Regions from separate parts of the Homo sapiens genome. Here region 1 is linked to region 2. Evidence: read pairs that join two places in POLR2A ChIA-PET (ENCODE). Cell type or tissue: Panc1. All regions are shown on one strand. Each heading gives the region's core, and the rest is flanking DNA. Links, peaks and the distances in the headings are about the cores only.

Region 1 (9,799 bases), core at 4,800-9,799, 830 kb before region 2:
TGTATCTCCACTAAAGAAGCACAGTGCAAAAAAGTAATTCCTAATTTTTATCGATCTTCTTAAATGCTTAAGAATATCCAAGAATGTTGTGTTCACTAATTCATTTAAAATCTTCTACTCTTGTATTTATTTTCTAAGCCTGTGAACTCTTGGGAGCTTCTCACTTTATTGCCTTAGCATTAAGTTCTATGCCATCACAGTAACTTGTCATAGTCTCCATTACATTAATCCCTTTCCCAATAGAGTCCCCTAAGACATGGTTCTTCAGCTTTGATTGTTTCACCAAAGATCTTCATGCAGTTTTTATCATTTCCACACTACCACACTTGCTAGGTGGGGGGCCCTCAAATAGAGCCACATTAATTTTAGTTAACTGTTATTCTAGCTCTCCTTTCTAACTATTATTGCAAATCTTTGAGCCCCATGCAAAGCCCACGACTTAACTCTGTGTATCCCCAGGGTTGTCTCTGAAGTGGTTATAAACAAGACTTAGTATCAAATAAACAAGGGTAGTAATTAGATTCTTAGCCACATAGCTGTGAACTTAAGCGTACGATTTCCTGACCTCCTCTAGTGGATGGAGTAGTATTTCCCCAAAATCCTTGTCCATCCTGAATCTCAGAATGTGATCTAATTTGGAAAAAGGGTCTTTGCAGATATAATTAAGAAAATGATTGGCTGGGCTTGGTGGCCTCACGCCTGTAATCCCAGCACTTTGGGAGGCCAAGGTGGGCGGATCACGAGGTCAAGAGATCAAGACCATCCTGGCTAACACAGTGAAACCCCATCTCTACTAAAAATACAAAAAATTAGCCAGGCATGGTGATGGGGGCCTGTAGTCCCAGCTACTCGGGAGACTGAGGCAGGAGAATGGTGTGAACCCAGGAGGCAGAGCTTGCAGTGAGCCCAGATCACACCACAGCACTCTAGCCTGGGAGACAGAGTGAGACCCTGTCTCAAAAAAAAAAAAAAAAAAAAAAAAAAAGTCAACCCGGGAGGCAAAACTTGCAGTGAGCCGAGATCATGCCACTGCACTCCAGCCTGGGCGACAGAGCGAGACTCCATCTCAAAAAAAAAAAAAAAAAAAGACCAAGATGAGCTCATACTGGATTAGAGTTGGCCTTCAGCTAATGAAAGTGTCTTGGGAGAGACAGAATAGAAGGCACAGAGACACAGGAAAGAAGGCCACATGAAAACAGAGGCACACGGCAAGGAACACAAGGAGCCACCATAAACTGGAATAAGCAAGGAAGGATTCTCTTCTAGGGCCGTTGAAGGGCGAATGGCCCTGCTGACACCTTGATTTTAGACTTCTGGCCTCCAGAACTATGAGAGAATTTTACCTACCTCATCAAAGTGTTGTGTAAATTAAATGAGACAATGCACGTGAAGGGTGTGTTAGTCTGTTCTCATGCTGCTAATAAAGACATACCTGAGACTAGGTAATTTATAAAGAGAAAGAGATTTAATGAATTCACAGTTTCACATGGCTGAGGAGGCCTCACAATCATGGCAGAAGGTGAAGGAGGGGCAAAGGCATGTCTTACGTGGCGGCAGGCAAGAGAGCCTGTGCAGGGGAAGTCACCTTTATAAAACCATCAGATCTCATGAGATTTATTCGCTATCATGAGAACAGCATAGGAAAGACCCACTCCCATGATTCAATTACCTCCCACCTGATCCCTCCCACAACATGTGGGGATTATGGCAGCTACAGTCAAGATGAGATTTGGGTGGGGACACAGCCAAACCATATCAAAGGGCCTGGTACAAGAGGAGGTCCAAGTCTCCACTTAGTCACTCACTAGCAATGGTAGGGAACATTACTCAATTTCTATGTGCCTCCCTTATCTTAAGGACAAAAAACAGGGATAATAATTTTCACCTACCTTCACTGAACAGTTTTTGTGATGATCAAATGAATTCACAGACATGAACATTCCTAGCATATGAGAAACATTCAAGAAATGTGGAGATCTGTGCTCTTCCTTCCCCATGTCCCTCAAACTACTGGGGGTGGTAAAGTAGTGGGAGAGAAATAAGAAAATCAGGACATTGCTTTTTTCAATAAGAATGGCCAGATGCCCCCTGGCAACTCCAAAAGAAAATTCTGCTTTTATCTTTGAGTTGATGTCTAGATCTCGTTACATTGTTACCCTCTAAATATAATTTTCAGAAGTACTGATATTGACATCACTGAGCCAAAACAATGTCTATGTAAATAGAATTGATAAAATCGTATCAGCAGTTCTATAGGTTCAACCATTCCAGATCTGTTTCCCTCCCTCCCTCCCTTCTTTCTTTCCTTGTTGTCAATGCTTCTTCCCATCCACTTTCTCTCCATATTATTACAGTGTTCTGATGTCGTGGTTGGGAATAATTCTAAAAAGAGAGCCACCCCAGCCTGCTCAGGGTGATTCATCATACTTTAAGCTTGACATGTCAGAGAGTATATAAATGTGTGTTCCTGGGCACTGTGGCAGGTTTCACTAAGAGCTGAGACATATTACTTAAGAGAAAACAGAGAAAATATGCAGCATAAAAACAAGTAGTGGGTATTTGTGAACAATTCAATCAATTGCAACGATCCACAAGACCAGGTTGGTGACTATAACCAGGGCTATAATTTCATATGTGGCGACCACAAGACCACCGAAGTATGGTAGGGGAATCAAGTCAGGGAAATATTTGATGGGAACCAGCCATTTATTCAGTGACCTTGTATTTACCAGAGTTGCCTGGGAGAGAAGCAGCCGGGCGTTATCACTGGCTTCCAAGGGCCTGAGGAGAAGGGCAGAACTACCCAGGAATGGAAGCCACAAGCAGCCCAAAGCTAGAAGGCCGTCGCCATGACACTGACCACTTGCTCAGTAAAGAGACCACTGGAGAAGACTGCAAAAGTCAGAAAAACTTGCCAGGGATAGGGCAAAGAGCTGATGAGGTTTAAGTTGTAGAGAATATATGACTCTGGAGTCTTACAGTCCTTGGTGTAAATCTGGCTCTGACACACATTTGAGTGGCCTTGAGAACATTATTTATTTAAGCTTCAGTTGCCCCCAAACATAAAGTGGAGATAAAAGTTACTTACCTTGCAGACTTGTTGTAAGACTTAACTGAAGTTATACGTGAAAACGCCCTGAGATGTAAAACTAGGAAAAAAATGGATTTTCCCCTCCCTCCCTCCCTTCCTTCCCCTGAATTCCTATAAAATCAGTTCCCCAAGGTAAGAAGAAAGAACTTTTACATTCTGCATGAAATAATCTATTTCTTGATCCTTTAGCATCAGGATTCAAATGGTCCTTTACTTAATTAAAGCTAGGAAGTGGACATTGGAAATTTCTTTTACAATTTCCAATTTAGATTTCTAAAATGGGTGACTGACTGTACATTAGCTTCCTCTCCACTTGTCACTAGTAAAGTATCCCCTTACTGTGAACAAGAGCTATATAGATATATACACGTAAACTTCAACGCGTCTAAATGCTAATTTGTGATGGGCCAAGAGTAGGCAGAGAAGAGATGATAAAAATGGCAGATTAGTAGTCACTAAGTTATCAGGGTGAGTGGAGGTCATAAAACTGAAAAAAAAAAAAAAAAAACATAAAAACAAGGTAAATTGCCAAGAAGCTAATGAAAGATACCTGAAAGCAGGGAATGAATTAAGACCTTGAGTGAGGGATTTAGACTTAAATAAGACGGATTACTGAGGTGGATTTCAGCTTCAAGTAACAGAAAACTAAGCTCAGAATTGTTTAAACAATAGATTTATTGGCTCATCTATCAGAAAGTCCAGATATAGTGAGGGCTTCAGCATTGTTGGATGACATCGTTCAATACATCGACCTGGGTCTGGGTTCTATTAGTCTGTTCACTCTGCCTTCAGAGTGAAAGCCCAGTACTAAAGTCCACTCCACGTTAATCACAGAATGGCCACAGTACCAGTCAGAGTTCTGGTGCTTTCTTGTTCACATTTGGTGGGAGGGAGGAACTAGATCCTCATAGTTTCAGAAACTTCCTACAAATCTGTCAGCATCTTATATTTTCTGGAACTGGATCATATACCCATTCCTAAAGAGAAAAGGACTTATCCCTCAATCAATCCGCCTCACCCATAGGCCATGTGGGAGTCAGCTTCCCTTGAAGTTTTTGGGCTATGTCAGAGGGCTTAGGTACCTGAACAAAACCAGGTAGTGTTAGGAAAAAAGTATAGATTGATCCAGGGTAGGTCATCTACCTTTTACACTACAGAATATTAGCAAGGTAAACATTACACTTTCATTTACTTCAGCCTCCTAAGTTTTCCAATGTGATGGCAATGTCATACAACGAAGTATTGGTAAAGTCATATCTAGTGATTTTTCTTACATCCCAAGTCATAAGTTTGTTTTGTTGTAGTGTTGTTTTGTCTTGACTATATTAAACTGCCTCTTAAGCAAGTACCACAAAACCTTTTCACCCTAACAAGTGCACATAATAAGGGTTCTCCAATTCTAAAGTCTGATACTCAGTGAGTCCCCAGACCCACGCATCTTATACTGTTCCCACCAGCATGAGGTCCAGGAATTCTGCCACACCATCAAAGTCAGTGGTTCTTAATCTGATTGGGCAATAGGATCACCCAGGGAACTTACCAGAAGTACCCATGCCAGAGGATACTGACCCAGTGGGAATGAGGGGAGGTTTGGGCATCTGTATGTTTTTTAATCCCAGTTGAAAGAGAGTTAGAGACTGGAAAACTGAAGCTTGGATGGGAGAGAGCATTAATTCACTGTATACTTTTTTGTGTGGATTGAATTTTTTTCATTATGTATCTATATTATTCTCTTCCCTTCGTTTTTCTTTTCTTTATTAAGGTCTTCAGTGTTTCTGAAGTGCAGACAATGAGAACTATTAATCTATATGGTCAAATATCAATCTTTAGGTTGAATAGAGCCAAAAGTGTTTAGAATTGGTTGTCAGAGTGATATTTAAACATACTGACTTTTTTCTTTTTGTAGAGATAGGGGGTGGGGGGCATCTTACTGTGTTGCCCACACTGGTCTCAAACTCATGGTCTCAGGCAATCCTCCTCCCTAGGCCTCCCAGAGTGCTGGGATTACGGGTGTGAGCCACCGCACCCAGCCCATATTGCCTTTTTAATGAAAACCCTGAGGCCAACAAATTGGTCGGTGCTAACACCTGACTCAGATTCTTGGACTCATTTTTTGGGATTTCTGGACAGACCACAGAGTCTGGAATATGTCCCAGTTTTTGAAATGAAAGAACATAGATGACCAGATCATTTTGTTGATAGACAGAGAAAATTCCGGAGAACCTTGTTTGGCTTCCCCTTGAAAGAAGAAACGATTAAATTATTTGTAACTGAAATCAGCTCCGTGCTGTTTGCCATCAGTCCTCCCACACGTATGCCTCAGTGACAGACAGAGACCAGAGTAAGATTGCTCTGTTTACTTTAAGATGTCTTTGTAGAGGTACTTCTCAAAGTCTCTTCTAAGTGATCAGAGGCACTGCTCCTCTTTGAATTACAGCTCTAAGAAGCAGGAATCAGTAACTAGATGTTTTAAAACCCCTTTCACTAGCAATTTAAAGAGATTAGAAGTTTCATGGAGAAAGATGTGCTTGGAAATCATTAAAACGGTAGACATTGTTTTCAGAAAGAAACATCCTTCGGTCACACTTTTGTAGCTAGTTATGGTCTGATGGAAATCAATCACAAAGAAAATTCAGTGTAGCCTAATGGTCATTTTCACAAGAGTAGACCAGACCACTTGTGGCACAGCAGTTACTATCTTTTTTATTTGTATTTCACATAGGATATTTTTAAACCTGCACATAAATTGTCTGACAAATCTCTATGTCTACCATATCTGGGGAATTGTTCCTCCTATGAGCCCAAAGCCATAGCTTGGCCTTAACTGACTAAAAACATTTTAGGTGCAAATTGCTGCTCCCTCCCTCTGTATATCAACGTTGCATTTTCTTCTACAGGGGTTTCCTATCCTTATAACACCTGGAGAAATAGATGTTCCTCAGCAGCCCTGACTTCAGAGGAAAAGCTTATCTGTTTGCAAGGTGGAAATGCTAGGCAACTCTCCAGAGGAAGAGCTCAGAGGCTGTCTCATCCATGGAATTCATGCAGTATAAGTGACTTAGTCTGAGAAAATATTTATCTGAGCCATTGGCACCAAACCTCCCATTGCTCCTTTAAAGTACCTCAGCCTTAGTTTGGGCCTGTGGCCTGGAGGTACATCCAAGATGGACCAAAAGATCCAGATTAGTTCCAGGCAGTGACAAGAGAGGCTGGAAGAAGGGAGGCCAACCGTTTCCTAAGGCTGTTTCCCCACAAAGCATTGATAAGAAGAAAGCCAAATTTTCTTTCTTTTTTTTTTTTTTTTGAGACGGAGTCTCGCTCTGTCGCCCAGGCTGGAGTGCAGTGGCTTGATCTCGGCGTACTGCAAGCTCCGCCTCCTGGATTCACGCCATTCTCCTGCCTCAGCCTCCCGAGAAGCTGGGACTACAGGCACCCGCCACGACGCCTGGCTAATTTTTTGTATTTTTAGTAGAGACAGGGTTTCACCGTGTTAGCCAGGATGGTCTCAATCTCCTGACCTCGTGAGCCGCCCGCCTCGGCCTCCCAAAGTGCTGGGATTACAGGTGTGAGCCACTGCGCCCGGCCAAGAAAGCCAAATTTTCTGTTTTCCAATTTTTTTTCTGTTCCCGTCCATCTCCCTAGGCTTTAAATTTCCAAATATATCAAATATGATTTTTTTTTGGATGGAGTCTCCCTCTTCACCCAGGCTGGAGTGCAGTGATGCGATCTCGGCTCACTGCAACCTCAGCCTCCCAGGTTCAAGTGATTCTCCTGCCTGAGCCTCCCAAGAAGCTGGGATTACAGGTGCGCACCACCATGCCAGTCTAAATTTTGTATTTTTAGTAGAGACAGGGTTTCATCATGTTGACCAGGCTAGTTTCAAACTCCTGGCTTGCAGTGATCCACCTCAGCCTCCCAAAGTGCTGGGATTACAGGCGTGAGCCACTGCGCCTGGCCTCAAATATGATCATTCTTAAAAGCAAACCAAGTTCTATAGAATATATATATTTTTTAGGTGAAACTTGATATTTCGTGTTCTACGCTGCTTTACAAATTGAAAAATATCTTTTCTTTAGTTCAAAGAAAGGGAGAGAACTAACAGTTGAATTCCTATTGTGATTTATTGTAGATACATGTTGGATTTTATGTCATCTTATTTAATCCTTGTAACTATTCTGCAAAATAGTTACACTGTATAACTTAATCCCCAGAGAGTGTCTACTGTGTACTTTCTCTGTTCTAGGGACTTTTACAGGGGTTAGAGACTTTGTGATCCCACCAGGAACTCATTCTGGTGGGGAAGATAGCATATGAATGACTAATTACAATAGAAACAGTAAAGTCCCATAATACATAGATGAACAGAAGGGTATTCGAGCATACATTTTAAATTTAAATTTCTTTAATGTGTGCACCAATCAAAATGGTAGGCTTACCCCAAAAAACAAATTCTGAGGCTGTTGCAAAAGACTCCAATATTTTGACACAAAAAGCTTTCTAGAAACAGATGGGTAACTAACTAGTAACATAGGTACCTCTTTATCTTTTTTTCTGTAAGGGAACTCTGGAAAGGTTTCTAACTACTCTTTTCCTCTAACAAAGTTACTTACTTCTAACAAAGTTTTTTTTTATTATTTTTATGTTTTGAGACAGGGTCTCACTGTGTGTCACTGAGTGCACTGGAGTGCAGTGGCATGATCGTAGCTCACTGCAGCCTTGAACTCTTGGGCTCACAAGATCCTCCTGCCTCGGCCTCACGAGTAGCTAGCACTACAGGCATGTGCCACCATACACGGCTAATTTTTTTATTATTATTATTTGTAGAGGTGAGGTCTCATCATGTTGCTCAGGCTCATCTCAAACTCCTGGCCTTAAGTAATCCTCCCACATCAGCCTCCCAAACTGTTAGGATTACAGTTGTGAGCCACTGCACCTGGCCTAATTTCTAATGATAGTATTTGCCAGTAAAATAACTTAAAACGGGCTGAGTGCAATAGCTCATGTCTGTAATCCTGGCACTTTGGGAGGCCAAGGCAGGTGGATCACTTGAGGTCAGCAGTTCAAGACCAGCCTGGCCAACATGGTGAAATCCCGTCTCTACTAAAAATAGAAAAAATTAGCTGGGCATGGTGGCACACACCTGCAATCCCAGTTACTCGGGAGGCTGAGGCAGGAGAATAGCTTGCACACAGGAGGCAGAGGTTGCAGTGAGCTGAGATCACGCCACTGCACTCCAACCTAGGCAACAGAACGAGACTTTCTCTCAAAAAAAAAAAAAAAATTAAAATATTTTAAAGAGACTTTACCTATTCATTCATACCCTTACACAATTCTAAAAATATTTTCATGTGGCTTACACAAATATATACAATAGCACAGAATAAATGAAAATAGTAGCAAAATGACTATATCTGTGTATCTTTCTGTATCAATTTCCTCTCAATATCAATTTCCTATTCCCCACAAATAGCTATTTCCTCTCTCCTGGTTTCAATTCTTTGTGGCTATCTGGAAAGCTCTGGTTTCCTCTGGAACTGATCAGTGCCTTGCTCTAGCCCCAGACCGCCCTGGCTTGTCTCCATGTGGGGTCTGCGTCGCCTCCTCCACAAGCACAATTCAGTCTCCAAATGACTTAGGCAAGAACTTTTGTCTTAAACAAATCTGTTTATCAGAGAGCCATTGGATCATATGTTATAGAAGCCTCAACAAACAGGATATTCCGTCTCAAATTGGTGGCCTCTTGGCAAACACAAGAATGCCTCCCAGGGAAGCATATGATTCTCAGGAACACCATGACACGTCATCAGCCTCAGTCACTGAAGGAAACAGGTTAGGCATCTGCTCACTGGCACTTCCTGGTTGAAGTACAACAATTAGTGTCTTTTTTGAATATGTGCAGCTTTGGGATTATTAATTTCAGCATGAGAAATCATTAGTATTCTTAATTTAAAGAGGAAACCTTTGGACAGGAGTCTGCGGCTATCAATCAATACTAAAGATTTTCTCTGAATTATGATGTTTTTACCTGACTCTGAAAATGGATTTTTTTTCCCTTTTCATTTTTGAGCTTTTGAATTTGACTTAGCATACGGACTCTGTCAGGTTCCTGTGGTGAATTGATAATGAAATTAGGAGAGACAGGGTCCATTGACTTAGAAGACCTGTGCCATTAGTTAAGTCTTCCCTCTGTTTCTGCAGCTGGCTTGACACCCACTTAGTCACCTAGGTTTTGGCACTTGCCTCTGACACTAACACTTGAGAGAGCAGAGCTCAGAATGGAGATGAGGAGGTAGCACAGTAAATAGGCATTATCAAAAAAAGACAGAGGTGAAAATCAATACCTCCATTAACATCTAGAAGCAGACTTTTCAAAGAACATTTATATGTTTAGCTGACAGTAATGTACCAAGAAGACTAGTTCCTTTATAGGTCACAAAGTATGTAACTATCCCTATGGTGTTATTTATTTTTCTTCCCATTTGGCTAAGAAGTATCATCAATAGGATTTAAAACTAAAAATAAACAAAAAACTCTGCCCAGCAAAAATATTCAAATAAAGGGTACAATTTTCAACAAAGTAGATACAACAAAATTCTAGTAATATACATCAAAATTATTAATAATGTAAGGTAAAATAGCTATTCTCTTGAAATTTGTCATAAGGCTTTGACGTACACGTATATCTTTTTTATAAGGTTATTATTTTTG
Region 2 (9,898 bases), core at 2,233-7,232:
CCAAATGGCAATTACTCTAAAATAGATCACAAAATTTCAAGTAAAACACTCCTCAGCAAATGCAAAAGAACTGAAACCAAAACAGTCTCTCAGACCACAGCTCAATCAATTTAGAACTCAAGATTAAGAAACTCATTCAAAACTACACAATTACATGGAAAATTGAACAACCTGCCCCTGACTGACTCCTGGGTAAATAATGAAATTAAGACAGAAATCAAGAAGTTTTTTTAAACTAATGAGAACAAAACACAATGTACCAGAATCTCTGGGATGCAACTAAGGCAGTGTTAAAAGAGAAATTTATATCACTAAATGCCCATGTCAAAAAGCTATAAAAATCTGAAATTGACATCCTAACATCACAACTAAAAGAACTGGAGAACTAAGAGCAAACAAACCCCAAAGTGAGCTGAAGACAAGAAATAACCAATATCAGAGCAGAACTGTATGAAACAGAGACACAAAAAAGCCTTCAAAAAAATCAACAAATCCAAGAGCTGTTTTTTTGGAAAAAAAACCTAATAAAATATACCACTAACTAGACTAATAAAGAAAAGAGCATATTCAAATAGACACAATCAGAAATGATAAGGAGGCTATCATACTGATGCACAGAAATACACACAACCCTCAGAGAATACTATAAACACCTCTATGTAAATAAACTAGACAATCTAGAAGAAATGGATAAATTTCTGGAGGCATACACTCTCCCACGACTGAACCAGGAAGAAGTTGAATCCCTGAAGAGACCAGTAATGAATTTTTTTAATTGAGGCAGTAATAAATTGCCTACCAACCAAAAAATCCCCCAGGACCAGATGGATTTACAGCTGAATTCTACCAGAGGTACAAAGAGAAGCTGGTATCATTTCTTCTGAAACTATTCCAAACTACTGAAAAGAAGGACTCCTCCCTAAATCATTGTATGAGGCCAGCATCATCCCAATACCAAGACCTGGCAGAGATACAAAGAAAAAGAAGAAGACTTCAGGCCAATATCCCTGAAAAACATCAACGCAAAAACCCTCAATAAAATACTGGCAAACCAAATCCAGCAGCACATCAAAAGGTGTATCCACCAGGATCAAGTCGGCTTCATCCCCAGGATGCAAGGACATTTCAACATATGCAAATCAATATATGCAATTCATCACATAAACAGAACTAAAGATATAAACCACATGTTATCTCAATAGACCCGGAAAAGCCCTTCAGTGAAATTCAACATCTCTTCATGTTTAAAACTCTCAATAAACTTGGCATTGAAGGAACATACCTCAAAACAATTAGAGCCATTTCTGATAAACCCAAAGCCAATATCATATTGAATGGGCAAAAGGTGGAAGCATTCCCCTTGAAAGTCACCACAAGACAAGGAAGTAAGGAAGTCAAATTGCCTTGTTTCAGATGACATGATCCTATATCTAGAAAACCCCGTCATCTCAGTCCCAAAGCTCCTTAAGCTGATAAGGAACTTTGGCAAATTCTCAGGACACAAAATCAATGTGCAAAACTCATAGGCATTCCTATACACCAACAACAGACAAGTGGAGAGCCAAATCATGAATGAACTCCCATTCACAATTGCTATAAAAAAGAATAAAATACCTAGGAATACAGCTAGGGAAGTGAAGGACCTTTTCAAGGAGAACAACAAACCACTGCTCAAGGAAATCAGAGAGGACACAAACAAATGGAAAACATTCCATGCTCATGGATAGGAAGAATTAATATCAAGAAAATGGCCACACTGGGCAAAGTAGTTTATAAATTAAATGCTATTCCCATTAAACTACCATTAACATTCTTCACAGAATTATAAAAAACTATTTTAAAATTCATATGAAACCAAAACAGAGCCTGTATAGCCAAGACAATCCTAAGCAAAAATAACAAAGCTGGAGGCCTCACACTACCTGATTTCAAACTACACTACAAGGCTATAGTAACCAAAACAGCATGATACTGATACCAAAACAGACATATAGACCAGTGGAACAGAATAGAGACCTCAGAAATAACACCACACATATACAACCATCTGATCTTCAACAAACCTGGCAAAAACAAGCAAAAAGGGAGAAAGGATTCCCTTTTTAATAAATGATGCTGGGAGATCTGGGCAGCCTTTTGCAGAAAATTGCAACTGGACCCCCTCCTTACATCTTATACAAAAATTAACTCAAGATGGATTAAAGACTTAAATGTAAAACCAAAAAAGCCCTAGAAGAAAATCTAGGCAATACCATTCAGGACATAGGCAAGGGCAAAGATTTCATTATGAAAATGCCAAAAGCAATTGCAACAAAAGCAAAAATTGACAAGTGGGATCTAATTAAACTGTTCTGCACAGCAAAAGAAACTATCATCAGAGCAACCGGATAACCTACGAAATGGGAGAAAAGTTCTGCAATCTATCAATCTGGCGAAGGTCTAATATCCAGAGTCTACAAAGGACTTAAACAAATTCTCAAGAAAAATAAAACATTAAAAAGTAGGCAAGGGACGTGAACACAGACACTTCTCAAATGAAGACATTTACACAGCCAACAAACATATGAAAAAAGCATAACATCACTGATCATTAGATAAATGCATATCAAAACCACAATGAGATACCATTTCATGCCAGCCAGAATGGCAATTATTAAAATGTCAAGAAACAACAGATGCTGGCAAGTAACAGAGCAATCGGAATGCTTTTACACTGTTGGTGGGAATGTAGATTTGTTCAACTATTGTGGAAGACAGTGTGATGATTCCTCAATGATCTAGAACCAGAAAAACCATTTGACCTAGCAATTCAATTACTTGGTATATACCCAGAGGAATATAAATCATTCTATTATAAATATACATGCACGTGCATGTTCATTGCAGCACTATTTACAATAGCAAAGACATGGAATCAACCCAAATGCCTATCAATGATGGAGTGGGTAAAGAAAATGTGGTACATATACAAAAAGGAATACTATGCAGCTGTAAAACAGAAGGAGATTGTATTGGTCTGTTCTCATGCTACTAATAAAGACATACCCAAGACTGGGTAATTTATAAAGGAAAGAGGTTTAATTGACTCACAGTTCCACATAGCTGGGTGGACTCCCAATCAGGGTGGAGGGAAAGAGGAAGCAAGACACGTCTTACAAGGCAGCAAGCAAGAGTGTATGTGCAGGGGAACTTCCATTTATAAAACCATCAGATCTCATGAGACTTATTTCCTATCACTAGAACAGCACAGGAAAGACCCATCCCCATGATTCAATTATGTCCTACTGGATCCCTCCCATGACATGTGGGGATTATGGGAGCTATAATTCAAGATGAGATTTCGGTGAGGACACAGCCAAACCATATCAGAGATCATGTCCTTTGCAGAGACATGGATAGAGATAGAAGCCATTATCATCAGCAAGCTGATGCAGGAACAGAAAACCAAACACTCTAAGTTCTCACTTATAAGTGGGTACTGAACGATGAGAACCCATGGACACAGGGATGGAAACAACACACACTGGGGCCTGTTGGGGGTGCTGGGGGAGAGAGAGCATCCAGAAAAATAGTAGAAAAAGCAGAAGTTTTTACTGTATCAAATAAATAGTCATTTAATATGGTTAGGCTTTGTCTCGCCACCCAAATCTCATCTTGAATTGTAATCCCCAAGTGTTTAGGGAGGAACCTGATGGCAGGTGATTGGATCATGGGGTTCTATGATCCCCCATGCTGTTCTCATAATTGTGAGGGAGTTCTCATGAGATCTGTTGGTTTTATAAATGGGAGCTTCCCCTTGGATTCTCTCTTTCTTTCTGTCTCACCTGTAACCATGTAAGATGTGCCTGCTTCCCCTTCCGCCATGATTTTAAGTTTCCTGAGGCCTCCCCAGCCATGTAGAACTGTGAGTCAATTAAACCCCTTTTCTCTATAATTACCCAGTCTCTGGCAGTTCTTCATAGCAGTGTAAAAACAGACTAATACACTCATATACATAGAAAAAGAAAAAAAGAAGCCAAATAAACTAAATAAGTCAATATACTACTAACAGACATAATTTCTGATGCTAACATTTGTGGTAGTGAAATTATTAACTTTTATTTTTACTTTTCAGTATGTGAGTGTGGCCTCTGGAGATGGATTATCTAGATGCAGGTTCATATCCCAGCTCTATTCCTTACTGTCTGTGTGACTGTGAGCAAGTTACACAAGCTCCCTGAAACTCTATAAATTAGAAAACATAGTCTAGTGAGTAAAATTAAAAATAATGAATGTTTTAACATATGTAGGGTAACTCAAAGGTCTTAGTATAGTGTCTGACATAAATGGTTATTAAATTATAAAAGCAATTATTAGTTATAAAGTACACGATTATTATTACCAATTGACAATTTTTTTTTGTAATTACAAAAAATAAATAAAATTGATAATAAAAATGTAGAGGCTGAAACTCAGGTCAGGAGTCTATCTGTTAGGGCCCAAATGAGGACCTATGAGTGAAAAGATAACTACACAGTGACATTCTAATAGCAAAAAGATTATATTTCTGAAAAAAATAGAGACGTGTCCACCAGGCATGCAAAGAATGGGGATTCTGGGGCAGCTCAACCCGAGCAGAGCACGTCTCCGCATAATTTTTGAAGAAGGCTACAAGAAATGAGCTGTATTTGTTATCTATTGCTGTGTAACAAGTTGCCCCAAAACACAGCAGACTAAAATAAAACACATGTATTTTACGCATCTCCAAGTCAGGGTTCTCCAGCTCAGATTCTCTAACAAGGCTACAGTCATCTCAAGGCATGATTAGGAAGAATATCATTCTAGCTGACTCTTATGGTTGCTGGCAAGATTCATTTTCCTGCAAGCTGTTGGAATGAGTCTGAGTTCCTCACATGCTGTTGGCCAGAGATTTTTCCTTAGTTCTTTGCCACATGGACATCTTCATCGAAAAATCTCACAACATAGCAGCTTGCATCATCAGAGCAAGCTAGAGAGCAAGAAAGAGTACCAGTAAGTTAGCAGGTATTAGAAAGAAAGGAGTCACAGTCTTTTCTAACCTCATCAGGGAAGTAACACTCCAACACATTTGCCATATCCTGTTTGTTAGAAGCAAGTCACTGGGTCTAAATTGCCTTCAAGAGGAGAAGATCATAAATGCCAGAGGAGAGAGGGCTAGGTCACTGGGAGTCATGTTAGAAGCTGTCTCTCACAGTCTACCCCCTGTTCCCACTTATACATGTCCCTTCCACATGCAAAATCCTTTCAGCCCCTGCTATGATCTCCAAAAGTCTCATCCCACTACAGCATCAAGTCAGATACCAGAGGCTTATCTTCAAAATCAAGCCTATGTGTGGATGAAGATCCTCAGGTGTAGCTCCTGGGGTACACTTCTCCATCTGTAGATCTGAAAAACTAAAGGGACAAGATACCTGCTCCAACACACCCAAACACTTAACGCTGGGACAAGCATAAGATAACCATTTTAGATACTCCTGCTCAAAAGGAGGGAAAACAGAAGACAGAAAAAGTCCACAGCAATTCGGAAAAAAAGCTAGACAAATGTTGCAAATTCCTTTATCAGGTTTCAAGTTCTGGGAAAACTTTTCCATGGCTCTCAGCTCTACCCTTTGAGTACTTGGTTTGTTTCTCTGAGTCTTCATCTATTTTTCATAAAAGATAGTACATGGTTGTGGAGAAATTGCTCTCTCATCTAGCTTCCTGACAGTAGCATTTGGGGAAATATAATTCTTCTTTTCATTTTGCCCTCTCTCTGCCCCTTTCAGTTGAAACTAGCAATGTACCTGCTAGTATAGTTTTCTCAAAAACTTTGTGAGCCTCCTGTGAATCCTATTGGGGTTAAATCCACTTTAAAAACCCACAGCCACAAATGTCTTTGAGGAAAGCCCTTCTGTACCTTGAGTTCGTGCTGAGATAGCTGAGGGACAATGTTCTTCAGCTTCCTAGAGGCTACATTGCTTGCCTGAGGGAATCTGTGAGACTTAACCTGAATCCCTTTGCGTGACTGAATATTAATTCAATTTATTTTTCTAAGAATAAGAATAGTTACACCCTCAACTTTTCTCCTAGGCCAGGATTATCTCGAGGCCATGTTTTTTTCTGACAGTTCTCTGATGCCATTTCTTAATTTTAGAATTTTTTGCTGCCTGGAGGAGCTGATAATTTCTCAAAATTATTAATTTACATCTTCTTATTGTTTAATAGTCATCTCAATTTCTCTTTCTTTCTCTCACATTTCACTATAAGCAGTGAGAAGAAATTAAGCATGACCTATAACATTTTTCTTGGAAATCTTTTCAGCTAAGTTACCAAGTTTATTAGGCAAATATTCTCCTTTAGATATAACTGTAGACAACAATGTCATTAATCTTTTGCTATTCCACGACAAGGATCCACCTTCTTCTATTTTCCAATAACATGTTCCTTGCTTTCTGTTGACCCTCACTGGCAATATCTTCAATATCCAAATTTCTAGTAACAATCTGTTCCAGGCAGTCTGGCTTTCTTATCATGATCTTCAACATTCCTCCAGCATCCACTCAATGCCCAGTTCCAGTGTACTCCACATTTGTAGACGTTTGTTATGGAAGAACCCCACCCTCAGTACCAAAGTCTGTATTAATTATCTATGGCTGCATAACAAATTACCCTAAAACTTAGTGGCTTAAAACAACATGTATCATCTCACACTGTGGGTCAGGATTCTGGGTGCACTTATCCAGGTCCTCCAGCTCAGGATCTCTCACAGGGTTGCAGTCATCTCATGGCTCAACTGGGAAGGATTTGCTTCCCAATCACTCATATTGTTGTTGGCAGGATTCAGTCTTGCATGGGCTGTTGGAATAAGGACCTCAGTTCCTCAAAAACTTTTGGCCAGATGTCTGTCTCTGTTCCTTACCAAGTAGGGCTTCTCATTGCATAATATGGCAGCTTGCTTCATTAAAGTGAGCAAGTAAGAGAGCAAAAGAGAATAACAGCAAGGAAGAATTCTAGCAAGATGAAAGCCAGTATCTTTTTGTAACGTAAGCATGGAAATTGCACCTATCACTTTTGATGTATTCTACTTATTAGAAGCAAGTCACTAGATCCAGATCACACTCAAGGAGAGGGTACTGTACAAAGGCATGAATACCAGGAGTCACTGGGAACCATGTCTAAAGCTCTTTACCTCAAGAGCCCCAGTTAGTGGCCAACCACAGCAGCTACCTAAACTGATTTGATGAATGGAATCCATTTAGGAGAATATCTGTTTAAAACAATCATTCGAGCTTAGGCATAGTTGATATTTGATAACTGACAAGAATTAAAGCAAATGTTTCTTAATGCTACTCTTTTCGTGAAACTGAACTAAAAACAGAGAAAATCTGCCTGACATCTAAGTAAGTGAGAATGGTTTGTTAAATACTGCAGTGTTAATAAGCTAAGTCTCTAGCTTAATATAGATTTTTCTCTCTCTGCTTTTGCCAAAATAAAATGAAAGGCCAAATGAAAAATGACTTAAGATAAGTGTTTATAAACTGTTCATTTACCTGCTAAAGGGAACATTAGGAATGAAAGGATAGACAGCAACCCTAGCCCATATTAAAGCTTCAAAAAGTAATACGTACAGCTAATTTTCATATGTGAAAAATTCTGGCCAGATGTCATCCAGAATTCCCTGGAAGAAGGTAAGCACTGAGTAACCAAGATGTGGACAAGTATCCTCACAGCTATATCAAACAGGCAAGCAAACAAACAAAAACACTAGTTCCTAAAGATTAAAAATTCAGCAATATTAAAGACTTTCATTTATGCCAGTGGAGATACTAGTTATTGAGGGAGTTGTCAGTATTACAGTCAATCCAAGAAAACTCCCAACTCTATCTAAAGGTTGGGATGCATTGTGATCATTTGTATACTTGGAGAGAACAGGCCTGACTTTAAGCTTTGCTACTTACAGGGCATGAAACCATTTAGGCAGATATTTAGCCTTTCTGAACTTTGGAGAGTTCATCTGAAATAAATGCAAAGTGCCCAGTGCAGAACATGGTGTGTATCATATGCTCAATAAATGATAGATATGAATGACAGCACAGGCTTCTAGAGCATGAGTTTCACCATCAGACAAGTTGATGTACCTGGGGTCAAGTTTTAGTTCTGTTATTGTCTGTGAAACTTTAGGCAAAAAAAAAAACAAAAAACAAAAAACGCAATGTGTTTTAGTTTCTGTTTTCTCATCTTGAATGGATATAGTAATATATATGTTAGGAGGTTACTATGAGGATAAAATGAATGCATATCGTATAAATGTATGCAGTGCCTGACATATGGTAAGTCCTCAGAAAACTGTGGTTAGTCTTCTAATGACTGAGTAAAACTAAATTAATTTGATGTAGAATTAGCATGATATTCCAGAATGAATTATAAATGACATTGTGAGAATTCATAACTGATGATGAATTGGCCAAACAAAAAATGTTTCTAGATTAAAAGCAAAGAAGTGAAGGCATTAGAGAGTTGGGGAAAAAAATAACAATCAAAAGAATGGTTCACTAAAATTAAAGGAGTTGATTATTTAATAAGAACACATGTAGTACATGGGCTTTTAAAGGTTGGCACCAAATCTAAATACCTTCCGTTTATGTATTAGCTCCCACAATAAAGACGCTGAAAAGCTGAAAAGATATTGTGTCATTCAGAGTTGACTGAAGACCAGTGGTTGCTCTGGGAAGGCTAATGATTTGGCACCTCTCATACAATATTTTCTTTAAATATTTATATCATTTTTTATGGAAGCTAAAAGGAAAGAAACTGATTTTTTCATTAATAAAAACTGTATATGAAAACTGTCATTTACTAACCTCACTAGCTACAGAAAGGCATACATATTGTATAATGTATATTTATACATATTATATAATGTGTATTTTGAAAAATAACAGCAAAATATTTCTTACCTTTTCTGCAATTTTCTCTCTTAATTTTTTTTAATAATTTTCTAAATGAGACAATATCTTTGGAGGAAAATTAAGGGTTTAACATTTAGATAATTAAACTAAATCACTCATTCCTGGTAAGCAAAACAACATGCATTATTGATTTTTGGAACTGAGCTGATGGTGAGCTCATGTGTGATTCACAAAAGTACTCAACACAGACAGGTTGACACCAGTGAGGAGTGAAACCAATTTACATTTTGCCAATTTATTCCAGCGATGTTTCAGTTCCCCTTTTAGATCTGCATCCTAGGTAGATACTCAGCTTGCCTTCTCATTAATATGGCTCTGAATTTTACTCCAAATTCTATGGGTTGCTGAAACACGATGAAAAAATATTTCAGGGATATGACTCTTCTAGAAAAAGTGATCCTAAAGGCAACACTTCATAGGAAATTCCTGCCATTGGGTATCAAAAGGTGCTGCAGGTTAGCCTGCAGGAAGAAGGCATTAGAAAGGCAATAACTCTTACAGTAACCACAGTAATTAAGCTGGGTCAGCTCCCCTCCATTGAGCACTAAAAATGAATCTACTGCTTTTGTGGTGTTCTCTTTTTCGCAGAGTGATTCCATGACTGAGCAGGACAATCTTCCTAAGTGGAGAAAAAATATTCACCATTCCTCAGACCAATGTGCACCTAGGTTGACAATGATTTTTCAGATTACTTTGCATTGCCGTGGTAATTTGGGGGCAGGAATGAGTGGTTTGACATAAATGTCTATGACGAAAGATTGGTAATCACTCAGATAAAATACGCTAAGCTTTGGGAAAAAATACATCAATAAATATACTTTCCTCTTATGCTAGTCCAAATATTTAATAAAAACTAGAATTTATTTCCCAAGGCTTAAATCTCCATTCTTTATTTCTCTGAATTAATTGCCTCTGCATTTCAGTTGCTAGTT

Evidence for each region. ChIA-PET counts read pairs that join two places held together with the same protein. Peaks named below come from ENCODE experiments on the same cell type or tissue, not always from the same donor. Only the 100,000 strongest peaks of a DNase experiment are listed, where the experiment ranks them.
Region 1: POLR2A ChIA-PET joins it to region 2 with 6 read pairs; 1 of 35 experiments calls an interaction of 5 or more read pairs at or near these places.

Annotation. Positions count from the first base shown.
Region 1 is chr5:124,812,032-124,821,830 of GRCh38, reverse strand. No RefSeq gene overlaps it. Among named protein-coding and RNA genes, the nearest start is that of ZNF608, 70 kb to the right of the region's middle. In Panc1, for the core only: no CTCF peak of the experiment used is centred there; no DNase peak of the experiment used is centred there; H3K27ac peaks cover 643 bases.
Region 2 is chr5:123,976,174-123,986,071 of GRCh38, reverse strand. No RefSeq gene overlaps it. Among named protein-coding and RNA genes, the nearest start is that of LINC01170, 460 kb to the left of the region's middle. In Panc1, for the core only: no CTCF peak of the experiment used is centred there; no DNase peak of the experiment used is centred there; H3K27ac peaks cover 553 bases.